Linked DNA regions of Mus musculus: all the other regions are linked to region 2. Evidence: chromatin loops called from intact Hi-C (ENCODE). Cell type or tissue: heart. All regions are shown on one strand.

What was found. A loop is a pair of places that touch in the nucleus more often than their neighbours do. Peaks named below come from ENCODE experiments on the same cell type or tissue, not always from the same donor. Only the 100,000 strongest peaks of a DNase experiment are listed, where the experiment ranks them.
Region 1: a loop joins it to region 2, with 2.2 times the contacts of the local background. A loop is called at or near these places in 4 of 42 quality-filtered maps.
Region 3: a loop joins it to region 2, with 2.9 times the contacts of the local background. A loop is called at or near these places in 4 of 42 quality-filtered maps.

Annotation. Positions count from the first base shown.
Region 1 is chr12:113,147,104-113,155,103 of GRCm38, forward strand. Gm30599 reads left to right here. Exons shown (of 2, transcript XM_006516447.4): 2 at 1-1,015. The coding sequence ends at 757. Crip1 (cysteine-rich protein 1 (intestinal)) reads left to right here and starts at 4,909. Exons shown (of 5, transcript NM_007763.3): 1 at 4,909-5,050; 2 at 6,178-6,272; 3 at 6,352-6,409; 4 at 6,515-6,561; 5 at 6,672-6,776. The coding sequence starts at 5,011. The coding sequence ends at 6,555. In heart, a CTCF peak has its summit at 1,448 (motif pointing right); DNase peaks (open chromatin) are centred at 578, 1,468, 4,858, 5,448 and 8 weaker places; H3K4me3 peaks cover 3,019 bases; H3K27ac peaks cover 3,669 bases.
Region 2 is chr12:112,946,274-112,954,273 of GRCm38, forward strand. It overlaps Gm26583 (a long non-coding RNA gene), which reads right to left. Exons shown (of 2, transcript XR_381995.2): 1 at 4,218-8,000; 2 at 97-3,751. Among named protein-coding and RNA genes, the nearest start is that of Gm26583, 4.0 kb to the right of the region's middle. In heart, a CTCF peak has its summit at 1,233; DNase peaks (open chromatin) are centred at 4,228, 4,698 and 6,358; H3K4me3 peaks cover 1,672 bases; H3K27ac peaks cover 6,122 bases; H3K27me3 peaks cover 833 bases.
Region 3 is chr12:113,135,657-113,143,656 of GRCm38, forward strand. It overlaps Mta1 (metastasis associated 1), which reads left to right. Exons shown (of 21, transcript NM_001364622.1): 19 at 141-172; 20 at 625-776; 21 at 862-1,550. The coding sequence ends at 1,012. Crip2 (cysteine rich protein 2) reads left to right here and starts at 4,580. Exons shown (of 7, transcript NM_024223.2): 1 at 4,580-4,958; 2 at 7,803-7,955. The coding sequence starts at 4,916. It overlaps F930026P19Rik (RIKEN cDNA F930026P19 gene), which reads right to left and starts at 4,484. Exons shown (of 4, transcript NR_165646.1): 1 at 4,402-4,484; 2 at 3,634-3,743; 3 at 3,081-3,228; 4 at 2,699-2,999. In heart, CTCF peaks have their summits at 1,180, 4,696, 6,929 (motif pointing right) and 7,879; DNase peaks (open chromatin) are centred at 4,505, 4,815, 5,535, 7,065 and 8 weaker places; H3K4me3 peaks cover 5,499 bases; H3K27ac peaks cover 7,760 bases.

The DNA of each region.
Region 1 (8,000 bases), 200 kb after region 2:
CCTTATGGGAGAGTGCCCTGAGCTTTTCTATCTCCCAAATAAACAGCTAGACTCAGAGATGACTCTAGATGCCAACAGACCATCTCACTCCATTCCAAGTTCTGCCGAGTCCAGAACCTCACAAGGAGACGCAGCCCAGGCTGCTCTACACAGTTTAGTTGCAGGAGTTCCCCTGACGCGCCCTTCCACGCGACCACCACCCACCTATCTAGCCTTGCTGCACTCTCCAACCAGGCCTTCTGATCTCCTCTCTGTTTACCAGTATACTCAGTTGGACTTCTTTATGGGGTGCCCAGCCTATGGCTCCTTCTCCCCACATACCTTAATCTTTGATCATCTGGCCAACACCCTAGCATCCTCCCTCCTGCCTAGCCTTGCTTCTCCTGCATCGGCCCTGGGAACCCTTCTGCCCGAGTCTTCCTCAAGCAGATCCCATTTATCTCTAGATCTGACATGGTTGGCCCTGCTCACTGGCTGCTGGCTGAAGCCTGTGGGCAGGGTATCAAAAGGATCACCATGTGCTAGTGCTCTGGCTATTGAGCGGGTACAGTTCGGGCTGGCCGGAGCCCAGGGTGCCAGGTGTGGGCAGCCCTTTTTCCCAGGCCAGACTGACTGCGGGGGTGGGCTCCAGGCCATCAGCTGCTGGTTTGGAGAGACTGGAATTCCAGGCGGTTCTTCCTGGGCTTTGGTTCCAGGAAGCAGACACTGGGCACAGGGCAGGCCTCAGGGAAGGCAGGGGGCAGGGTACCCCATCTGACCAGATAATAGGTCCCCGGTAGAGAATGCAGTCTTACTGAGAGAAGGGTGGCTAAGGACCCTGTTTCCACTGTCTATGGCTCCCTTCCTGGCTATGATGTGTACTTCTGGAAAAGGAGGAATCTAATTGCTGTCCGCCTAAGCCTGAGGCATAAGGCCTGAAGGGTGGAGGAACCTGTCTGTGAAGCAATGTTCAATGCCTTCTGACTGTGGTCAACCATCCCTGCAGACCTACCCTAAGGCCAGATCTTGTGCCAGACGGGGGGGGGGGGGGGTCCCTGGAGACAAGCTGCTGAAAATAGGCCCTGGGAACTTGTAAATGTCTTCCACTGGTCTGAGGGGGGAGGAGGGGGAGGAGGAGGAGGAGGAGGGTGGGCCCTAAGGAGGCCTGTGCTGTGTGTGTCTGGGCTCAGCATGTTCTCTAACGTGTGTATGGCAGCATATGTACCTGAGAGAGAGCAGAGGACATAGGGCAGGCTCAGATGACCTCCACCCCTTAGATGGACATCTCCACACGTGACCACACCCTCAGCCAGGTACCAGGAGAGCTAGTAGATAAAGGTCGTTTTTGCAACACTGCAGAGGCCCTCCCTTCCCTGAGCGGCTGAGTTTTCCTAGTGGGAGTGGGTTCTGAGATTCCTCAGTGGTCATCAGCCCTACCTACCTTCTCTGGCTGGCCTCGGGGTGTGGCTCCCCAGCCAGTGGAGGGCGCATGGGTGTGTACAGAGAAGGCTTGAGCAGATAGATCATGGTTCTGTGGCCTCCCCTCCCCCATAGTCTCTATGCTGTCCTGGCACAAGCAGTGGAGAGATCACCGTGTGCCCTTTGAGTGCTTGTGCAGAGCACAGCAGGCCTTCACTTAGCCCAGGAGTCCTGGTCAGTCGTCCTCCTCCAGGGATAGCCTGGGATAAGAGAGGCAGGTGAGAGTGTAGGGTTGGTCCTCAGGAAGGCTGGCCGGGCTTTGACACCAGCTGTGCCTCGCCTGAGAGGGCTAAGGCTAGAGGTCTGACTAGAGGCGCAGTAGCAGCAGCGGGCTGGCGGGCGGGCGGGGCATTTGCAGGCACTATGGAAGCTTCGGAAGAGTTTCTTCCCCAACCCCCAACCCCAGCCGACTGCCCGCCCTGTTGTTGTTCTTGTTATTTTTTGAGTCAGTCTCATTTAGCCCAGGCTGACCTTAAATAATCTATGTAGCTCAGGTTAGCTTTGAATCTTCTTGCTTCCACCTCAAGTACTGAAAAAGAGCTCTCAGGCTAAGAGCAGGCTCGAGCGTTTCCAAGGCAGATGTGACTTTTGAGGGAGTGAAGGGCTGTGAGCTAAGCAAACAAGATGGTGTTACCGTCTCTTCATCACCATCCCCGACTTTTTTCTCTTTTCCTCTTTTTTCTCTCCCTCTCTTCCTTCCTCCCATTCTTCCTTCCTTCCATTCTTCCTTTTCTTTATTTCTTGACAAGGTCTGGCTCTGTAGATCAGGCTCTTGTAGCCTCAGTCTCTGGCATGGTTCTAGCCCATCACAGGCCTATGAAGCCATGCCACAGCTTGTATTATGTCTTTGTGTCTTTAAGTGGATACGTCTGAATGGAATGTCTGGAAAAAAACTGCTGTGTACCAACAAAGAAGGTATCAGCCCTTGGCCCCTGCCTTGGCACCCCTCCCGTGACCATGGCAACAGGAAACAACATTCTGGAAGGCCAAGAAGGTTCCTGTGGCTTGGGGTTGGGGCTAGACTTAGGGATGGGAGGAGGACCTATCTCTGGGAGGGGCAATGGATGGAAGGAACGTGGACCGGGTTATTGACCCACCTGCCTTACTTAGCACATGTCTCTTGGGTGAGAGGTAGGAAGTTAGCTAGGTAGTGGTGGCATACACCTTTAATCCCAGCACTTAGGAATGAGAGGCAGGTGGGTCCCTGAGTTTGAGGCCAGCCTGGTCTACAGAGTGAGTTCCAAGACAGCCAGGGCTACACAGTGAAACCTGTCAGGAAAAACCAAACCAAACCAAACCAAAACAAGATCCCTGAGTGCAGATACGTAGAAACATAGCTATTTGCTTTGAGAGAGAGACCACTCACAGGAGGTTGAGCCACCCCAAAGGATATGCATCCCACAGGTATGCCTGCAGGTCCTAGCATATGCATGTGCATCCGAGCATTCAGCCTCTGCTACACACACACACACACACACACACACACACACACACACACACACACACACACACCCCAGAGAAGAGAGGAAGCAGTCTGCCAGGTGCCTTGTGCCTCCACCCAGTGCACACCCCTGGCAGGCAGCAGTTGGCTTCTTCCACGGACAGTGAGGTAGTGTGCTTTGTGTGTGGTCAGGCCCCAGGGATCTGTGTTGGTAGGGACACCACCCTTCCGGATGGTCCTGGACTTCTCTGGCCTCTCCTTATATCACCAAGGGCTTTGCTCAGATCTCCCCTTCCGGAACCTCTGCCCATAGGATGCTTCTCCCCCTCCCCTCTCCTTTGTAGACTAAGTCAGGAGCTATAGAAATATGTCCTTTTTTTTTTTTTAACAGAAAGACTGAAAGATTACAAGAAATGGCCTGGGGGTGTGGATGGGGGAGCAAAGTCAGCCTTAAGTCCAGAAACCACTCAGGGATGCCAATCCAGGCCTCTAGGTGGGTCTTAGGTAATGATAGGCTAGAAGATGGAAGTCTATCCTTGTAGGGCTTGTGTTCACCCCTGCTCTGGAGCCCCCAGCTGGTAGTGAAGAGCTTCAGAATGTCTTTGTAGAGCTGGGCATTTGTGGAGCTCCAGTTTGGGACAGAGCTGTACCCTCAGGTTAGGGTCCCTAGGAGGAAGGTAGTGTTCCAGAGGGGCTGCGTTTGCAACTGTGGGTAGTCCCTGACCCATGGTGCAACACTAATCCCATCTGAGAGTTCTGACTCCCTACCCCAGCAGTGGCCAGGGAGATGGAAATACCCCTGACTGATCCTTGCCCAGAGCTAGGTCTGGAGACAGATAAATGGGTGGGTGTGGACAGGAGTGTCAGTCAGGGCTGAACAGTGAGAACTTAATGTCCGGCTATCAGCAACTGCATCGTCAGCTTGCTAGGCAACGATCAGAGAGCCCCAACCCCTAACCCCCACTAAGCCTACAAACTACTCTGAAGCTCAGGCCAGTAGAAACCTCCCAGCCCTCCATATTTACTGTAGGCTTAGTCTGTTCTCTACCTGGTACCAACCACGGCTCAGCCTCCTCCTTAGCTGGGCAGTGGACTTGGACCGCTGAGCTCTGGGCACTTCTCCCAGAGATAAGGACTACTCATCAATTGTGCCTCGAGGCACCAGGGAAACAGCCTGGGCATGGCCTCACCCGAATTCCTTGTCTTGACCTCTAGTCTCCAACCTCAGGTTGTTAGGTCCTCAAGCTTAGAGTCTGTAGTTCCTGTGGCAGGATGGGCTTTTCTGGATGGGAGTCCCCTCTTCTGAGTTCCCCGGTGAAGTTGTGGCTGCAGTCCAGTCAGCTGCCAAAGGTCAGGGTGTTCACATGCGGCTAGCCAGAGTGGACCTCCTGGCGTCTGCGTGGGTTAGATCTGGGAAAGGCTGGAAGGAGTTGGGCTACAAGGCTGAGACTCTGAATGTCCTCAACTCTTTCCGAAGAAGCATCAAAATATGTGCAGAATCCTTGAATGCTAATTTGTGTCTCTCTGCGCTTTATTTGTGTGTGTGTTCACATGCGCACGTGTGTTTTGAAACAGGGTCTCACCCTAGAGACCAGATTGGCCTCACCAGTTTTAGTAGGACAAGCAAACACACCACGTCCCACTTTATCTGCACTTTAGAAGTTTCCTGTGCTTACCCGGTCTCCAGCTAGCCGTTGCAGGTGCAAAAAACGCTAGGCTAGACAGAGCTCTTGGTCCTTCGAGGGGAGGACTCAACGACCCCTATTCAAGACCGGAGACTTGCCCTGCCCCAGGCAGGGGGCGGGGCCTGGGTCCGCAGGAGCCGCTGGGCTTAGAGGGTCCCGGGAAGACTCCGCACCCCTGCATGGCCCTTGGCCAGTTTATCTTGCCGGAGGCGAGTATGAACCAGATGACCATTCTTGGCCAGTCGGCCTGGATCAGCGTTCCCAGGGGTCCAAGTCCCGGACTGAGGGGGTGGGGCGGGGGCGGGGCCTTAAAGGGCAGGGCCACGGGGTCCCTGAAAAGCGCGGACCAGGCGGGCGCCACCCAGTCCAGAGCCTGCAACCTACTTCCTTCTAGCTGCAGCCACTTGTGCAGGACCAGGTACCGCCATGCCGAAGTGCCCCAAGTGCGACAAGGAGGTGTATTTCGGTGAGCACGCTTGGGTATCCCAACCTCTCTCCACATGCCCGCGGGCGTACTGCAGGCGGTACGCGGAAGCGTGGTCCAGAGGCGGACAATATTGGGCTGTTCAGGTGGACCTGGCTGTCTAGAGTCCAGGGCATCGCCTGGGATAGAACCCATAGATCTTGCCCGCGGCTTGAGGGTGGGACAATTTGGTGTTAAACAGAACCGACATCTGTGCCTACTCGCTCTTATGTTTCTGGGTCGGTCTTCTGGCTTCCTTGTCTCTGGGTCTCCAGGTCTCTGTGACTCCCATGCTTGTGGGTCTCCCCTTCTCTGTGACCCTGGCCTCTGGATCCTGCTGTCTCTCCCGCCTTCTGTCTGTGCGCCTTGGGCGGGGTCCCTGCTGGATAGGAAGGAACGCGGGACTAGGGTGGCCCCTCCCAATGCTAAGTAGAAACAGACGCCCAAAACCACGTCCGGGGGGTTCGATCTCGGGTGCTCGTTTTCTTGCTGTTTGCGCGCCCTAGGGCTTCTATGAGATAGTGCGTGACTAAGAGGTCCCCTTGCCCCTGCTGAGGAGAAGGGTGTGCCCAGGTTTAGTGCAGAGGTCAGAGGACTTTAACTGGGTTTACCTAACCTTAGATCCTCCAGACTTGTTCTCCTCCACTCTCAAGTCTGAAGGCCTCCTCCTCTCCAGCTCTACAAGCCCTCGGGGGTCATATCCCTATGGTGACACTTAAAAGTGTCCCACCAATGAGCCGGGATGGGTGGGTGGCCAGGTAGCCCACGCCTTTAGTCCCAGTGCTTTAGTCCGGGGAGGCAGAGACAGGAGCATCTCTGTGAGTTCAAGATCAGCCTGATCTACGGAGTGAGTTCCAGGACAGCCAGGGCTACACAGGAAAACCCTGTCTCAAAACAAAAACAAAAAACAACCTAAAAGAAAATATCCCACCAAAAAGGTGACCCTTCTGGTTTGTGAGGTGGGATTGGCTTGAGAGCACCATAGTTGCCCCTAACCCTCTCTGGAGCACAGTGGTCTCTGGGGACACAGGGTGGGCTGCCACATTGAAAGAATGAAGTGTGGGTGTCTGTGCAGCTGAAGAGGGGTTGCAGGGACTCCAGTGTCTCACAGTGGATCTGTGCTTCTGCAGCTGAGCGAGTGACTTCACTAGGCAAGGACTGGCATCGTCCCTGCCTGAAGTGTGAGAAATGTGGAAAGACACTGACCTCTGGGGGTCATGCTGAGGTAAGGGGCCGTTAGGGGGCAGAGGGAGGAGCTATAGGAGTTGGGGTGAAGGTAAACCCTACTGTTCTTTTCCTTGTAGCATGAAGGCAAGCCCTACTGCAATCATCCCTGCTACTCCGCCATGTTTGGGCCCAAAGGTATGTTGCCGGACTTCTTCCCTAACGGGCCTCCCAGTGCCGGCCTCCTTTCCCAACATGTCAGTATCCTTATTTTTTATCTTATCCTCTTTTTATCTTTGGCAGGCTTTGGGCGAGGTGGAGCTGAGAGCCACACTTTCAAGTAGACCGAGGTATAGCCCCATCTCCAATCCCACCCAGTCCACCAGTTTACAGGACAGAGTCATCCCTAATAGAGTAAATAACAAAACTTTGCGCTCACATTTGTCTCTCTTTCTTACAGGTTGTGGAAACTCTCCCTGCCCGCCCAGGCACATGCCAGGCCTTACCCCCGGACAGCAGGGCTCTCGGGAACCCTCAGTGCCTTTAATAAACCTGATCTTTGGAAGTCCTGTGTTTTTGTCTGCTGATGTGTGATAGAGGGGTGTACAGTGAGAGCCTCAACCCCAGGCCTGATGCAGGGCACTGCTTTTCCTGCTGCTGCAGGCAGTGGTGCCCACTACCCTTTGAGGGGTGCAGTTTCAGGCCTACATCCAACTTCAGGATCCGTAAAGTTCCTGTCGCCTGGTTCTGTAGTGGTTCTGGCCTGGGGTGAGGTCCTGGCTGTCGGGGTCAGCAGGAACATGGCGTAGGTGGGGCTGGCCGCAGTTCAGAGGGTGAATCAGTGGGAGCTGCTTTGGTTCCCTTTTTGAGCTGTTTCGGGAGGGAGTTGTGTGGATTCCTGATCTATTCCATTTTCACTTCCTGCAACCCCACCCTGTCCCCAGAAGTGCACCCTTGTGGGTGAGCTCTGTAGCTGCTCAGCGTGGTCCCAGACACCTTTTCCCTGAACAGGAGTGCCCTGGGTGACCCAGTGCTCTAATGGGATTTGAGGGTGACAGTGGAAAGGGCTTTCTGGAAACCCTTGTAGAGCCAGGCAGCTCTCAGCTTTGCCTTCCCTATGCTACTGGCCATTCAAAACCCTTTGGACTTAACAAGGTCACAAAGGTCTCAGCAGTGTCCTGGTCTAGCCTGGGTTCATCTTTGGCACCTACACTGCAGGAACAAGCTGGATAGTCCAGTAAGTGGTCTGCAGTGTAGTGTAGTATAGTGTAGTGTGTATTGTTGGGTGATTCTGGAATTTCAATAGGTGGAGGCCATAGTGTTTGAGGTGACCACAGTATGGAGTAGAAGAAGCCCACCTTCGGTATTAGTTTCCTACTAGGAGGGGTGAGGGTATCTTTGGTGTCCAACCAGACCTGCAGAGGACCTGGAAGAGATGTATGGGTGAAGGGCAGAAACTCACTTTCCCCTGTTGTCTTCCACCCTTAAGGCCCCTGTCTTCCTCATACTTCCAGCCCCTCGAGCCCAGATCCACGTCTCTCAACTGGAGTAGACTTGGGCCTCCAGCAACCTGAGAGGCCTGTAGGAATGAGCAGGTCAGGTGAGGGAAGTGTATAGTATTGCAAAGAAGCCTAAGCGGCAGAGAGTTCCATAAGGGTGTATCAGGAGTTCCTTGGCACAGTAGACAAGAACTCAAGTCTTTGTGCTTTTCAGGGCGCTTCGTGTTTAAGGTGTGCAGTATAGCATGGCTCTGAAGCGAGGGCAGGAAGAGCAGGTAGAAACTAGCTGG
Region 2 (8,000 bases):
TTTCAGCCATCCTCCTCCCTCAGACTTCCCAGTTAAAGTGGCGGGATAACAGGTGCGTGTCGCATAGGAATCATCAATAGTGAATGAGCGACAGGAGAAGTTGCCAGCTGTTTATTTTCTTTCTTTTTTTTATATTGCGTACATAAAGCACTGCTTTTAATTTTGCTGTGGCATGTATTACTTTTTCAATTAAAAAGAACCATTCTGAAACACTTAGGATGGCAGGCGTTGACTTGGTATATTTTACTGCCACGGAGGTGTTGAGAGGACATGAGAGATCAGTGGCTATTATGTGGCAGGGTGGATTTTGTGTCAGAGGTGAGGCAGAAGATGGCGGGTGGGGGGAATCCCAGGAGACATAGGAGCGAGGCAGCAGGGAAGGGACTGAGCAACAGGCTGCAGGAGGACCCTGGACACCTTGGCTGTGTCACTTCAGCTGTCTCCTCCACTCCCAAGTGGTAAGATGAGGCTGCTGAGGCCTCCCCATCATATCCCCAGGGCACCATAGCTGCTCTTATCCCACCTAGTGTGTTCTAGAAGGCTCTCTTTGGGCAAGCACCCCGCTCTGGGCCACTCCTCAGGGCTACCTCTCTTGGTGAATCTTTCCCCACATGTCTAGTCTTCTAACCCATGCTACTGCTCCCAGGGTCCCTTTCAGGCCCCTCCAGTACACAGGACAGGTCCTGCTTTCGGCACTCCCTCCAGCTGGCCACCTGTTTCTGTGAGCTGATCTCCCCACATGTCACAGTAGACTCTGGGTCTCCAGGAGACAGCTGTGTTGTGGACTCTGGAACCAGGAGCCCCAGGTCTCCCTGCATGTTATACGGCTGGGGACAGTTCTCACCTGCCCTCGTCAACGCTGTTCTGTCTAAGGAAGTCTGGTGAGCCCAGAGGGGTCTGAGAGTGTACGGGTGCACACATAGCGCCTACACGAGTTAGGCCAAGTCTGTGTGGTGGCGAGAATGAACATGAGAGCTGTTTGTGCTACTGACATCTTTAACCTGCAGCAGAAGCAGGTCCAGGCTCTTCCTGGCCAGCTTCAGAGTCTCCAGGCGGACCTCTGTGGTGTGGATATTGTAGACAGGTGGCAGGATCTGGGCCTCACATGAAGCTCAGAGAGGTGAAAATAGGGGTTCCCCTTACCCTGCTGGGGTGCCCAGACACTCTGGAGCATGCCCAGGCAGAGGAGAGGTGCTAGGGCAAGGGACCAGCCTACCTGGCTCACCATCCTGCACTGCTCTAAGGATGTTGACAGGGGGCGCCAGCGTCCCCAACTTTCTATGAGTCTTCTGCAATCTGTAAGTATCTCAGTCACAGGTGAGTCACCAGAGGGACAGGTTGACACTACTCTAACTCTACCCCTCTCCACGTTAAGGGCCCATCCCCACCCCACAGCCATTACTGGGTTACCCCTTGTCACAAAGCCTGGGATGACTCGGAGCCAAAGTGAACAGAGGGCTGGGATCTGCAAGACTTTCTGCAGCAGGCTGCTGCTGGACAAATGGCATAGTGTGGGGACAGATAGCTCCTGCTTCTGCTTCATTCCTGAGCTTCACTCCCGTGTGTAGGCAGCAAAATGGCCTAGGTGATCTATCCCCCACCCCACAGGGCACGCCCCGCATGGATGAGCTCCTGTTACCTCAAGCTAGTGGCTGGACCAAGGTCCCCCATTCTTAACCTTCAGGCGCCCCTGGGTCTCAAAGGGAAGCAGTTCAGCCCAGAGTGCTAGCCTGCTGGTTTCTGCAGGAGCCCACCCGGAAAGCACTGGCTGTGAACAATGCCTGTGTGTGACGGGCTTTCCCTCTGTGAGAGAAAATAGTTCCATAGAATGGCAGTTTCCTGCATTTGTGCCTGGACCTGAAGGGGTGACTCATGCTGAGACCTCCCAGAAAGAGATGGCCCCAGAGCCCCTCCCCACCCCCCAGCTCCTAGGCAAAGCAAGGGTTCATTTTTCCTTGTAGCCCCTGCCATCTTGGGCTTTCAAACCCATCCCAGCACTATGAGTAGCCCAGGCTAGCAATGACATAGAGGCTTCCTAGTGGAAGCCCAGATTCAAGTGCCAAGAGCTGGGGGGTGGGGGTGGGGGTGGGGGTCTAGGGAGAGAGGTCAGTGGCTCTGGCTCCTGGTTCTGATGAGGCCACTGTTCTTTGGACAGGGCCCTGTGATGAGGACTGGCCGTGGTCTGCATGGAAGAGAGGACAGGGCTCTAGGGGTGTGGACACCCTGTGACATGAGAAGGGTGAGCAGTGGTAGCCAATTAACACGTCATGAAGGGTCGGGCTGAGCCACTCTGAATGGCACTGTCGCCCTGAGATGGTTGTCTGGAGCAGTGTGTGCGGCTTCAGGAGAGCTGACAGCTACTCTAGTTTGGGCTGTTACAGGCGATTATTTCAGACCGGAACTGTGAAGACACTCTAAGGAAACCTGGCTCTTCTGGCCCACAGTTGTCACATGGGCAGCCAGCCTCACCTCCTGGCATACCGTGTGCTCTACCGTGTGGAGACCACCAGCTCTGCTTCAGTCCACAACCCATCCGGCTGCCTTCTCGGGTCTATTTCAGTGTAGTGTAGTCTATGGGAGGGTAAGGGACTTATGCTGCCACCTCTAGCCTATTGTCCCTGCCTGGCCAGTCCCACTTGACCACCTTTCTCCCAGGTTCTCTGAAACCTCACCTTAGTCCTCCCTTTCTTCCAGTTTTTGCCCCTCTCTTAGGGGCACCATAGTGTACTAAGAATCAATGGCTCCAGTCTTTTCTGGGCTGACAGTGATCCAATGTCATGCTGCCTCTCATCTTGTCCCCAAGGTTCCTGGCTCGGGCAGGGCTCCCCTCCCTCTCCCCTCAGACCTTGTGACCTCCAGCTGTTCACATTAAAAGGTTCCATGCTCTATTTACAGGGATCAGCAAGGTAGGGCTTCCATCCCTAGAGGGTCCGGGCCTATGAGAGTACCAGCTGTTAGTGAAGGACCATTGAGCTCTGTTCTGGAGGATACTGTTCGTCCATGCCACCTGTCAGCATAAACTTCATGTCAAGGCTAGAGACTCAAGAGATAGATGACAAGTCGTGCCCAAGGGGTAAGGATCTGGTTGGGTATGGCAAGGAGCTGGTTGGATGCCTGTCAGCTCACCTTGGGCATGCTCGGCCCCTCTGCACTGAGTAAGTAGGGTGTCTCTTCCCATCCAGGGGAAGCCCGTCATCCCCAGCCACTTGCTGTCGTTCTGTCTAAAGGAATCCAGGACGAGCACAGATATTCGGGCTTTCTGGACAGTACAGCTCTGCCCACTTGCCTCTGCCCGTTGTTGCCAACTCCTTGTATGAAATCCCAACTTGAAATACTAGCGTGAGATCCTGATTTCTGAGTGGGGACTGAAAGAGAAATTCTTAGAGGGGAGGGCGAGAACTGTCTTGCTCTATACTAGGTGGTCATGGGCAGCTAAGTAAGGACCACTACGGACTGTGGACCAGAGAGCAGATACCTCTCTTCCGCCTGACTCATACATAGTTCAGGTGTGGGCCCTCAAAGAGATGAGCTGTTTGGCAGGCAGGACCAAGCCAGCCTTAAGGATCCCCACAAGGCCCAGGAGAGGGAGCGACAAGAGGACTCACGGTCCATGCCACAGTCCCTTTTCTAGTTGAGTCCCAGTGGATTCTTCCTGCAGAGAAGGCAATGGAAGTGGAGTTTCCACGCCCGGATATCTGAGTTCCATCCGAAACAGCGGTTCTTAACTTCTCTGAGCCGGTGACCCTGTGCCCTGGAAGAGTAGGAGGCAGCAGACTTGGAAGGGGCACCCCAGTCTGGGGACCTTCCTCGGCCCCTCCTCCAGCTCTGCAAGCTCTGATCTCACGAACCCAGCCCCCACTACCGCTTCTCCAGAAGGAGACATTCCGGCTCTCCCACCCACCCAACTGACTGCGGACGGAGGCGAGCCCCCAAGATAGGACCCCAGGCAAGGCTGGCCTCCGCATTTCGGTTTCCTGCCACCCGCCCCCTTCTCGATCCTGCAGGAAGTGGCCGCCTCCTGAACAAAGGGGCCGGCGGACAATGGCCATTGAATTGGGCTGGGGCGCTCGTGCGGGGACAGGCTGCCAGATGCCCGCGCTGATAAGAGCCTGCGCGCCGGGCCCAGTACGACACGGAACCGTGCGCGCGTCCCTTCCCACCGTGCGCTTCCACGATAGCCCACAGAAGCGCGGTGCGGCGGGAAGACCATAGCTCACCGAGGCCTGCGCGTGGGTGGCTGGGGACCAATGGGGAGTCGGCGCGCCCCGCTTTTGGACCAATCTCGGGAGCGCGCGGAGGAGCCGCCCCGCCCAAAGCCTGGCATCTCTCGCAGCTTCGGCACCGCCTCTTCTGGGTCCGCCCCTAGGCCCGCTAATGAACGACTCCCCCGCTCGCTACCGCTCACTGCCCAGTACCGCTGACCAAACCCTGGCTCCTGTGTGGCTCTTAATAGCTAGTGTGATGTTTTTTTTTTTTTTTTTCTCCCAAATCCTCAGATGTCATCAGTTTTGATTCTGGGAAACGTCCTCGCAGGGCTGTGCTTCTCTCGCATTGTTTTGGGTGGTATGGGTGCCTACGTGACAGTGGCAGGCAGTATCATCTGGTTTTCCTCAAAGGTTGAGGAGCCATACTAGCTGTCAAGACTCCAGGGGTATGCGCACAGCAGGGGCCATGCTAGAACAGCATAGGCTCCAGACAGACACTTCCTTTCCTTGCTACCTTCTAACCTTAACGTGAAAGCAAGGCCAGCCATCAAAGGCCAGGCCAGATTCCTGCTCCCCTGCAACATTGAAAACTATCCAAGATAGATGCTGTGAACCCTCTGGGACCATATCTAGAAAACTCACATCCTTGGGCCTTCTGCTTTGGAGGCCTGGATAGCTCACACTGAAGCCAACTCCAGGGGGGAGGGCAGTTGAAACTGTGTTTTTCCAAGCCCCAAATCCCCACCCTAACCTGAAGCGGCTCTGAATGAGCCCACAGAGCTGTGATTAGAATACGTGGCAGGCATCTGCTGTAGTTGTCAGGAAGAGCTCAGCTGTCCCAGAATGACAGAGCCATTGGGGAGGGACAGAGATGGCAGCTGTGGGGGCAAAGGCTATAAATGTGGGGAAACGGGGACAGATCTCCATTCCTGGATGGAATGAGATGGCTAATTTGGAGTCTTGGCAGACCCCAGGCAGACGGGACAGAGATGGGGCTGCTTCCCTTGGCAATGCCCAGCTCGCAGCATTTCCTGCTTCCCCTCCACTAGCAAGCAGTCCCTCCCCTAACAAGTTCGGGCCCACTGGCTGCTTTACTCCTCCACAAAAAAAAAAAAAAAAAAAAAAAAAAAAAAGAGAGAGAGCATGATGCAGTGGACACAGGGACCCTCAGAGTCTGCTGAGACCTGAGAAGGCTCTAACTCAGCTCTAGTGGAAGGAAGCAAGAAACGTGTCCTGACCACCAGATGCAGAGAAAAGATGCTGCTGCAGCAGCAGCAGCAGGAGACTGGGGCCAAGGAGGAGGCAGTGCTGGGGGGAAAGGGCAACACACAGGAATGGCACAAGGATGTTGGAGTGCTAGGGGGTGTAATGAGACACTCTTAGCCCACCTGCTCTACTTTTTGTATTGTTTGAAGCCATTATGTTGGCAGCCCTGGGAGGCGGCTTCCCCAGCCTTGTGGTGACCACCTGCCTCGGAGCCCCAGAAGCTGGGTGGGAGTGACTTTAAGATATGGTGCCTGGAAGACAGTGCTGGATGTTTGGCCCTGGTGATGCAAGGATCAGGCTAAGTAATCCCTCTGTGGCTCTGTCAGTGGGCAGACTGGGTAGTGCTGAGAAAGGAAGGGCTGAACTCATTGGGCAGTACTGAGAGGCTGGCATAGACAGGACTTTTGGGTGGGGTTCAGTAGACATCATCTGGAGTCACAGCAAAGACTGGGTTACTGTGCCCTTCCAGTGAGTGACCCATCTCCTGGGTACCTGTGCGGTCCTGATGTAGCCTGGTTAGTTTGATACACCTGTCACACTCTTCTTTGCCTCCTTGGCCCAGCATTAGCCACTTCAACACTGCCCCTGATTAGGACCCTTCTCCTGGCAGCTGTTTGAGATACCTTGCACCTACTGGCTCCTCTCTTGTCACACTATTCAAAGGTCCAGCGAGACAAGTCATAGAACAAAATGTGTCCTATTTTGTGAGACAGCCAGGCCAGGCTGTAGACACCTGGATCTGTAAAAGCAGATGCCCACAGGTCTCCTGGCCCTACTACTCAGTCTGCAGGAAGTGGGAAGCCCTTGGCTTCCAACCCTGCCCTTTATCAGCCTTCATGGCTTCCTGCCATAAAAGTGGCCGGCTCCCCCACCTTGGCGCCAGGACGTCGGGTCAGTGGTGACTCACCCGTTGCCCAGCATGAGGACGCCTTGGCCCCATGTCCTCCTGCCTACCTTCACAGCACGTGTGCCTGGCCACTAGGTCTCACAACAGACTGGCTTCTCTAAGGCCCTCAAGGCAGGGTACACCTCTGCTTCTGGGCCGTGAGCTTACCTCCACTGGTCTGTCCCACTCTACCCACAGAGACCCTTGCCATTCCTTGTCATGGGGTCCTGCCCACACCCCACTACACCCTACAGCTCCATCAGCCTTACCTTCACGTGCTCTCTTCTGCCTCCTGAATCCCAAGTATGAGACCTGTCTCTTCTGGGTAAGACTTTTGTGCCCTGTTTTGGCCTGGCTCTAGGAAGATGTCCCAGTGTAACTCCTACATAACTCCCACTCTAGGGCCTCAGGATGTCTCTCCCAGCCCTTTCCACTCTGAGCGCTCCCATTCCCTGGGCTTATCTCTGAGCATTAGTGGACTGTTAACAGTAGCCCAAGGTATGCTGCTCCTGGCAGACTGCCCCTCCTCCTTCACTGAGGTGCACCCTTTGCTTAGCATAGCTCAGTATTGTAAGATTGTGTGTAAAAATGGGAGCTGGAGTTGGGGAGGAGAGGCCCTTGGCCCCAACATCCAGAAGGCTGGTGGCAAACTGGGGAAAGACAGGATGTTTGAGTGGGCTTTTTGTCTACAGGGGAAAGAAACTTGCTCTCCTTTGCAGAGGCCTTGTGTTCACCACAAAGTTCCTTATTTATACGAGCTGCAAACCAGCTCTTAGGGCTTCCTGCCTCTGCCTGCTGAGCCAGTGGAGAAGGTGTGATGGTTGCTAACTTGACACAACCAGTCACCTAGGAAGAAGCAATGTTAACTGAGGAATTGTCCCCACGTTTGGCCTGTGGGTATGTCTACATGGCATCTTCTTGCTGTTTGATGTGGGAGGGCACAGCTCACTGCAGGCCATGCCATCTGGGAAAGCTGTGCTGGGCTATCTAAGGAAGCAAGCTGAGCAAGCCTTGGAGAGCAGGATGGTGAGCAGCGGTCCTCCACGGTTCCTGCCCTGATTTCCTTCAATGATGGACTGTGACCAGGATGTGTAAGCCAAAAGAACCTTTTTCTTCCCCCCAAGGTGGGTTTGCTCAGCATTTTAAAATCACAGCAACAGGCTGGAGAGATGGCTCAAGGTTGAGAGCACTTGCTCTTGCAGAGTGAGCCAGATTCACTCCCCTGAACCCACACGATGGTTCACAGCGACCTGCAATTCTTGTTCTAGGGATCGGATACCCTCTTCTGATCTTTGCAAGCACTGAGTATGCATGTGGTACACATTCATGTGTGCAGGCAAAACATTCACATAAAATAAATCTAAAACTTAAAAAAGTCCAAAGAAAGCAAAGCACGATGGAAGGGGTGTAACACCTGTGTCCCGTCTGGCCTGAATATGGCTGTGTACAGCCTGAGCTTGTGACAATGCTCACTCCAAGTTCTCATTCTGAGTCACTGTCAATGAGCTGGTAAAGTTTGCACATTTGCCAGGAACATCCCCAGAAGCCCCCATGGGCTGGTAAGCCTGATTCCACCTCATCATCCTAGATATTTATTTTATTTATTTACTTTCAAGATGGTTTTTCCGTGTAGCCTTGGCTGT
Region 3 (8,000 bases), 190 kb after region 2:
GGCTTTGGTTGGAGGGGTTGCCTCAGGAGGTCCATCCCCCACCTCCACCTTTGTGGCCTGGCCTTAGAAGCACTGGCAGTCAGTGTGGATGCATAGCATGCTCCCCTGCTCTGGCCTCACTTTGTGTTCTCTTTCATCAGGTCTGGCAAACCATGGACAGACCAGGCACATGGTAAGAATGGGTGACTAGGGAATTGGCATGCTTCTGTGTACGCACACACATGCTTCTGTGTACGCACACACATGCTTCTGTGTTCGCACACACATGCTTCTGTGTTTGCACACACATGCTTCTGTGTTCGCACACACATGCTTCTGTGTTCGCACACACATGCTTCTGTGTTCGCACACATCCCTCAAGGTGTTGGGGAAGTGGCCCAGGTAGCTCTCGCTCCTCACCATGTGCCATGCAGAGAGCATCTGGGAGCCCTGGCCAGATCTAACAGGTAGCGTAGACCCAGTGCATTCAGGTCTCTACAGCCCTCCAGGGCTCCCTACCTGGGCTGTAAGTTAGCTGTGGAGCCTTGAGACCTGGCTGCCCAGGAGGTTAGGGTCTCGGGCTGAGGGTTATAAGGTAAGGTCAGGGTACTGTCTTCCTGTGTCCATACCTCTTGTTCACCACAGGGACCAAGTCGGAATCTCCTGCTCAATGGGAAGTCCTACCCCACCAAAGTGCGCCTAATCCGTGGTGGCTCCCTGCCTCCAGTCAAGCGGCGGCGAATGAACTGGATCGACGCCCCAGATGATGTATTTTACATGGCCACCGAAGAGACCAGGTTGGAGCCTTTTCTGGGAAAGGACGGGATATGAGAGTCTTCAGCTACCACCCTCTGATTTGTACTGGCTTACCTCTTCCCACAGGAAAATCCGAAAGCTGCTCTCATCCTCAGAAACCAAGCGTGCTGCCCGCCGGCCCTACAAACCCATTGCCCTGCGCCAGAGCCAGGCCCTGCCGCTGCGGCCACCCCCACCTGCACCAGTCAATGATGAGCCCATTGTTATTGAGGACTAGGCGGTCACCCACACCGTGGCCTGCCTGGGCCCCTCCATCAGCCCCAGAGTATCCAGTGAGGCCTGCAGAGGCCAAGCGGCCTCCCTCCCCCACCAGACTGCTGCCCACCCCACCCTCTGTTTCCGTAGTGCCCCAACTCCCGCCCTCACATGCAGAGAAACTGCTCCTCTGGTGGACATGTGGGGAAGAAGTGTGGTCTAACTTATTCCGAGACACCGAGGAGGAGTCTTTTTTAGCTTTGTGTTTACTTTCTGGCTGGAGCAGAGCTGAGGAGCGCCCTGGGCCGTGTGCTGCAGGGCTTCTCACCCGGGGTGGGCTCTAAGGTTTTGTTGTGTTCTGTTGAAGGTGCCATTTTAAATTTTATTTTTATTACTTTTTTGTAGATGAACTTGAGCTCTGTAACTTACACCTGGATGTTAGGATTGGTGCAGCAGCCAGCAGCGGCCAAGCTGCCTGCAGGGTTGGTCCCCTGTCTTTTCAAGTAATTTTCATATTAAACAAAAACAAAGAAAAAAATCTCATAAAAAGGAAAACCCCACCAAGCCCTTCTGCGTCTTTTGTTCCCAGTCCCTCTCCTGGTTTAGTTAGGGCCATGAACCTAGGCTGCTCCAATACCCAGAATACCCAGGGCATCCCTTGGCAGAAAGATGGGCAGTAGCCATAGCTAGGGTCAGCTTAGCGCTGGGGGTCTTACTCAGGCTGGCAGAGAATATCACTCTGAGACCTATTCCTGTAGGCCTTTGGTCAAGGGCCTGCTGCCCTTCCAAGGGGGACTGGGCACAGAGGATGCCTTGTGCAGAAACAGTGTCTCACGTGCCACACTGAGAGCTGACCCTACCTGAGGCCCCACAACTTTTTTCTACCAGGGTTTTCTACCTGGGTCAGCTTGGCACAGAAGCTTAAGGTCCAGGGCCCACCCCCTGTGCCCAGCAGATCCCTTGCCCCAGCTGTCGGGCTTTCTGTGCTAAGCTGTGCTGCCCTGGCAGGTGTGCTTTTCTCAAGAATTTGCTCATATTTCTGCTCAGAAATCCTATCTCTGCCTGCGCTTAGCCTCGCAGGCCCAGAGACAGGTGCGGGCCTGGCCAGCTACGGGAGGGAGAGAGGAGGTCTGGCTCTGCAGGCCATCGCCCCTCAGGCTGCTGCAGCCTCAGCTGGCCAAGAGGAGGCTCAGACCCTTTCTGGGAACAGTGGAGTCTTTTGGCCCCTGCCTCCTGGCCCCCCTTGCCCTCCTCAGGCGCCTGTGATGTGTAGAAATCGCAGTCGGGATTAAAATAGAAACCATTTATGTTCCCACTTGAGATACAGATAAGGGGTATCTCAGCTTCCCTGAGCTTGTGATGGGGCTTATCGGGGTGACAGGCCAGGTGTCCGGGACAGTGCTGTGACATATACCCTACTCACGTCCCCAGGGTCATTGGGCTTCTCCCGGTTGCTCTGGCCTCTACCTTGTCCTCCACTACTCTCTTCAAGGGCCTCCTGTGAGTCCTTTTCCCATCGGGAGTCTGGGGAGCATGGCTCCATCGAGGTCCAGACGAAGCCCCTTCTGGCCTAGTTCCCTCAGCTTTCCACAGACACAGGTCTCTTTTTTACTGACATTCCTAAGTGGGCTCCAGTGCCCACTATAGAAACAGGGCCAAGACTATTGGACATGAAAGCCAAGGTGAAGAACGGGAATTAGACATAGGCTGGTGGTTCATGGGCCCAGGAAAGTAATCTACACTATCCTGAAGCCTTTTAATGAGAAAAACAGGTAGGACCCATTCTACAATGGTCAGGCAGTGACCCGAGAGACTGGTGCTGACTTGACGACCTGGACGTAGCTCAGAGCCTCCATTCCAGGCCTTACCATTCCTGGCCATAGGTTCCCACGGTAGATCTGTGACCCTGCCCTGGATGACAGGACACGTGAAGATAGAATTCCACTGTATTTCTTATCTTGTTGGGGCCCTAGAGAAGAGAGCTGCTGACCTGCTCCACACCACACCATCTACCAGGACACAAATGAGTCCATCCTAGCTGAGAAAGGAGGGACCCTGTCCCAAAAGGCACTGTGGAAGCCTCTACCTACCTCTTCCCTTGGCTGGTGTGTGTCCAGAGGTGCCTTTCTGTGCCTGCCCATGCGATCCTGTTACAGCCTCAGGTGTGGAGGTCAAGGTTACTGTTTGTCATTGGCCCGTGTGCCTTCCTGCCAGGCTCACAACAGCCCCATAGCCCTCCTTCATCATCCAGGGACCCAGCAGAGGAGGTAGGACAGAAGCAGCAATTAGGAACTCTTACCCGGCCCTCTCCATCCCCTTCTCGCCCTGGGCATCCAGCCAGGATTGCCCCGGGAGGGGGCCTACTCCTATCCACTCTCATTGTGGCCGGGCACCCTTGAGGCCTTTTTAGAAGACTAGCTGTGCTTAGCCCAGTCAGCCCTGTCTTTCACGGCAGATATTAGCGGTGGAGTGGTCAAGCAGGCTGGTACCTAGAGGTCCACAGGACTCCTAAATGGGAAGCTGGAGGGGGCGCAGTAATGGATGCTTGGGTTGGAAGTCAGGACACCTATACATTCAGCCTGAACAGGAACCTGGCTGTGAGCGAAGGGTCTGTCCAGGAAGGCTTCCTTGCCTGCCTCTCACCTTGGCTGGCATGTGTCCACAGGTGCCAGGGGGAGCTGGTCTGGCTGGTCAGTCAGGCTTGGAGGGGGTGGCACGTTTCTGGGCTGTTGTCACCATGGAAATGGCAGTTACTGCAGGATATGTGTACAAAGGAAGGCCACCACATGGAGCTATAAGAGTAGGCCAGGGATTACCAACATGCCTGGTACCTGGGACCACTTGGCTCCCAGTCCATGGGCTGGACACAGAAATGAAATGTGGGTCTCCAGCACGGCAGTGAGGAAAGTGTGGGAGGGGTTTCTCTGGAGTCAGCTGTCCATACTGGGCAGGGTCATCAGGGTTTGAGACTTGTAGAGTGTTTGTTCCCCAGGCCCAAGGCTCAGGTTGGGTCAAGAGGCTCAGAGAGAGGCCTGTAGGTCCATGGGAGTCAGAAAGTAAGGAGGGTGGGACGGCAAGCAAGCCCTTAGTGGGAAGGAAACTGGAAGGGGACTATTCTGAGGACAAGCAGGATTTCTGGCTCTGCTGCTCTACAGAATGCTTTGGGGCCAGCATTGTGGGAGTCAGAGACTCTTAGTCTGAGGAAGAGCAGCAGCAACCTCACAGAAGGGGGTATTAGCCCACAACACTTGCCGCGGAGGAAATTCGCAGGTACCCCATTCCTCCAAGGATAAAAGTGCCTTAGAGGCAAGTGCACCTGCGGCCCCGTCAGAGCCTGCTCTGGCTGACGCCACCCCGCCCCCACTCATCCCAGTGGTTTCTTAAGCTGTTTTTGGAAGTGGTGGCGCTTACAAGTGAGCCTCGCCCGCCCCTCCTTCAGCACCACAGACAGGACCGCGGCGCCCCGCCCGGAATCCGATGCTTCGTGCTTCTGTGCTGCGAGACCGTTGCTATAGAAACGAGGCAACAAAGGGAGGCGGCGCCGGGAGGCGCGAGGGGCGGGGGCGCGTCCCGCGGGCTTCTCGTGCCCCCTTCTACCACGAGCAGGCCCGGACCTCGAGACCTAAAGCTGGGGATCCCAAGTCCGTTCTACAGCTAGAGATCACTATGTGGCCATGGAATCCTCGGGCGATCCCTGTGGACGCCACCTCACTCCGGGGTAGGGGGCGCTAGGCCGGGCCCTTCCGACCCTGGCAGGTGCGCCCCGCCTGCAGCGCGCCCAGCTGCTGGCGTCTAGGGGGCGGGCTCCAGAGGCCCCGCCCAGGTCTCGGAGCCAATCGACGTCCGGGGGCGGGCGGGGCAGGCGCGGGCGGCGGCACAGAGACGAGCGCGGGTGGAGGGCGCGGACCGACCGAGCGCACCGACCATGGCCTCCAAGTGTCCCAAGTGTGACAAGACCGTATACTTCGGTGAGTATCCACCCGCCGTCCGCCTTCGCCTCCAGGCTCCTGGCTGAGAGCCACACCCCGGAATGTACACGGATGGGGTGCGCAGCCACCGTCTTGGGATGCGCGATCCGATCGGTAGCTAAGCTCGCCACGCTGTTTTCGCGGGTGCGGCCCGAGGCTCGAAGGTAGTGCTACGCGGGGCGAGGGATACCATCTGGGATTCTGGAGAAGCGGGTGGCGTCGGGTGGGTTCCGAAGCGCTCGGTAGGCACTGGTCTAGGTACGCAAAGTCCTGGTCGGCCGGGGCCAGGAGCGCCCTCCTGGCCACCCGCATGTTCAGCTTATCGCCCTTCTTCAGGGACGCTCTTCGGGGCGGGATCCAATGAGGTCCGACGCCCGAGACTGGTCCGTTGAGATCCCCTGGTTTCCGGCATCTCTTCACCTTATGGCTGCTTCCCAGCCTGCACATGGGCCCACTAGTGTGACCCATAGTAGTGAGTGACCCCAGTGCTCACTTCGACCTCTGCCCAGGCCGTTGGGCCAGGTCTGGGATTTCGGATTCAGTCCAAGCGGGGGCGACCTTGGCTTCTGCCTCTTACATGCCCCAGCTTGCTCCTTTTCTTGGCCATTTGCCTCTGCAGTTTCACCCGGGGTGGGGCATGGTGACACGTATTTCTCCATGAGCTTGAGAGTGCACTGGGTGACTAGGACCCTGGCCTCTTGGAGGTCAAGGCCATCTGGGAAGGAAGCTATGGTATGCAGGAATTGGTTCCTGCTAAGGTAGCCCCTGAAGGCAATCACCTTTATCAAGCATCCCCTGGTTCCTGATCTGCTAACCTCCTGGGGCTGTGTTCCTAGCTGAGCAACTTTGCCAGAGTAGCAGTATAGCTGCCACTGAAAAATAGACTCAGGGCCAGAATAGAGGAAGACAGGGACATGAAAGGACAGGGACTCTTATGCTCTTCCCCAAACAGCAGTGTCCAGGTCAGTGAACTTCAGATGACGGGAGGAGAGGAGAGGCCACTTTTGTTTGTTCCCAGAGTGGAGGGACCGGATTTGGCTTGGAGTTGCTCTGGGTGGCCTGGAGCCAGGGGTTTCCTGTTGCCTCCTGGAGGGGACAGATTGCCTGATTTCAGCCCTTTTCCTACAGAGAGATGTTTAACAAGCCCCCGAGTGAAGACGGTCTTCAGGGCCTCTCTGTATGACTTTGCTCCAGACCAGGCCAGCTCTGGACTCTCTGGGGCCTTGGCCAACAGGGCACCCGGAAAAAGCACTCTGCCTGCTTGGGCGCCTCTGGCTCTCAGCAGAAAACAAAGGCTCCTCAGAGTCGGCTGGCTTCTGTTCTGTGGGAAGGCGATGGGGGTCCAGAATAATGCCCTCTCTGCCCAGCTAGGCTGTGCCCTGGCAGTCCACTTCTGAGTAAACGCTAGGTCCAAGGGACCCCAGGGTGCTGTGAGTCCGATTTTTCTTCCAGAACACATGGCCAAGTAGGGAGACCATTCCCTTCCAAGCTATTAGACCTAATCAATGCTGTATTCCCAATTTGGGTCTGTAATGGGGCCATCGACCCAACCAGTGGGTCTGAGGGTCAGCTCCCTGCCCCATACATGGCCCACATCCCAGAGCTGGCCAGAACATAGTGGTTTTGGCAGCCTTGAGCTGCAGCTGCCACAGCCACTGATGACCATCCCAACAATCTTATCACTGTCCCAAGAAAGAATGCCAGGCATGGGAGCCAAGCCTGCTTGCCATCCAGGTAGCTCCTGCCTGTTCTGGCTCACCTGTGTCTTAGGAAAGGAAACTAAACAGTACTGTCCCAGGACAAGGGTCGGGTGGGGGGTTCCTGGGGAACACCTGCCCGTGTCCAGCAAGTTAGGGCTGCGGAGAGCCAGACTTAGCCACATGGAGGATCCAGGCTTGCTGCCCAGCGGCAGCACTTCCCAGCAGGGGGAGGGGTCTCTCACAGTAGGCTGTGCTCCCTGGCGTTTGCCAAGGTTGTCCAGAGGAGGCATGGCCCCAGAGGGACCAGTGGGCCGCTCTTGAGAAAGGAAGGCTGGAGAGCTGGCTGTTTCTGTTATCCTCTGAGTGGAGTGCCAGAGCCAAGCAAGCATAAACACCCCTCCCTCCTCCCCCGCCACTCTGGCCTGGCCCCTTCCCTTTGGAATTCCGGCTCTGCTTGCTCTCAGCTCAGGCCCTTCTTCCTGCCCACTTCTCCACCCTTTTCCTGCCTTACTCCCTTGGGGAGGCCCAGGCTTCCGTCCATTGGGATGTGGCTCGGCAGTCATTGCCCTGGCGGTTGCGGGGTGGGGTCCACAGCCCTCAGCTGCTCATCACAAACCTTTGGCGCCAAACTGGCAGCTGGAGGCAGTGGGTTGGGTGGAGTGAGGTCTCAGGGCTTAGGACGAGGAAACCAAATAGGGATCTTTCCTGGTGGTCCCGCGGCAGCCAGGACTGGTGTTCCCTCACCTGGTGCTGAAAATCAAGGGCTTTTCTCTTGGCCTCGGGGACTCTGCCTGGCTCTGTGGGGAGGGGGAGAGGTGTGAGGAGACGCACCATGAGGGTGAGGTTTTGAGGAGCAAGGTATAATAAATAGGTGCAGAGAGCAAGACACTGAGGGGTTAAACCAGGTGCACAGCCTGAGACCACTTTTTCGGGATGAGCAAGGACAAAGGGCTCCAGGATGGCTGAGGGAGTCTCTGTAAACAGTAGCCTAATCTCGGAGTCACCATGGGCGGGGTGGGAGTGGAGCTTGATGTCTGCCAGGGGATGTAAAATGCAAGGGTGTGGGACCTGGAACCTTCTGGACTGCAAGAAGAGGAGGAACAGGCACGATGCTTTGACCTCCTCCTCCTCTTCCTCTCTACAGCTGAGAAGGTGAGCTCCCTGGGCAAGGACTGGCACAAGTTCTGTCTCAAGTGTGAGCGCTGCAACAAGACACTGACCCCCGGCGGCCATGCTGAGCATGATGGGAAGCCCTTCTGCCACAAGCCCTGCTATGCCACGCTGTTTGGACCCAAAGGTAAAGTAAGCAGGGTCCCAGCCAAGCAGTGGTGGAGCACTCCTT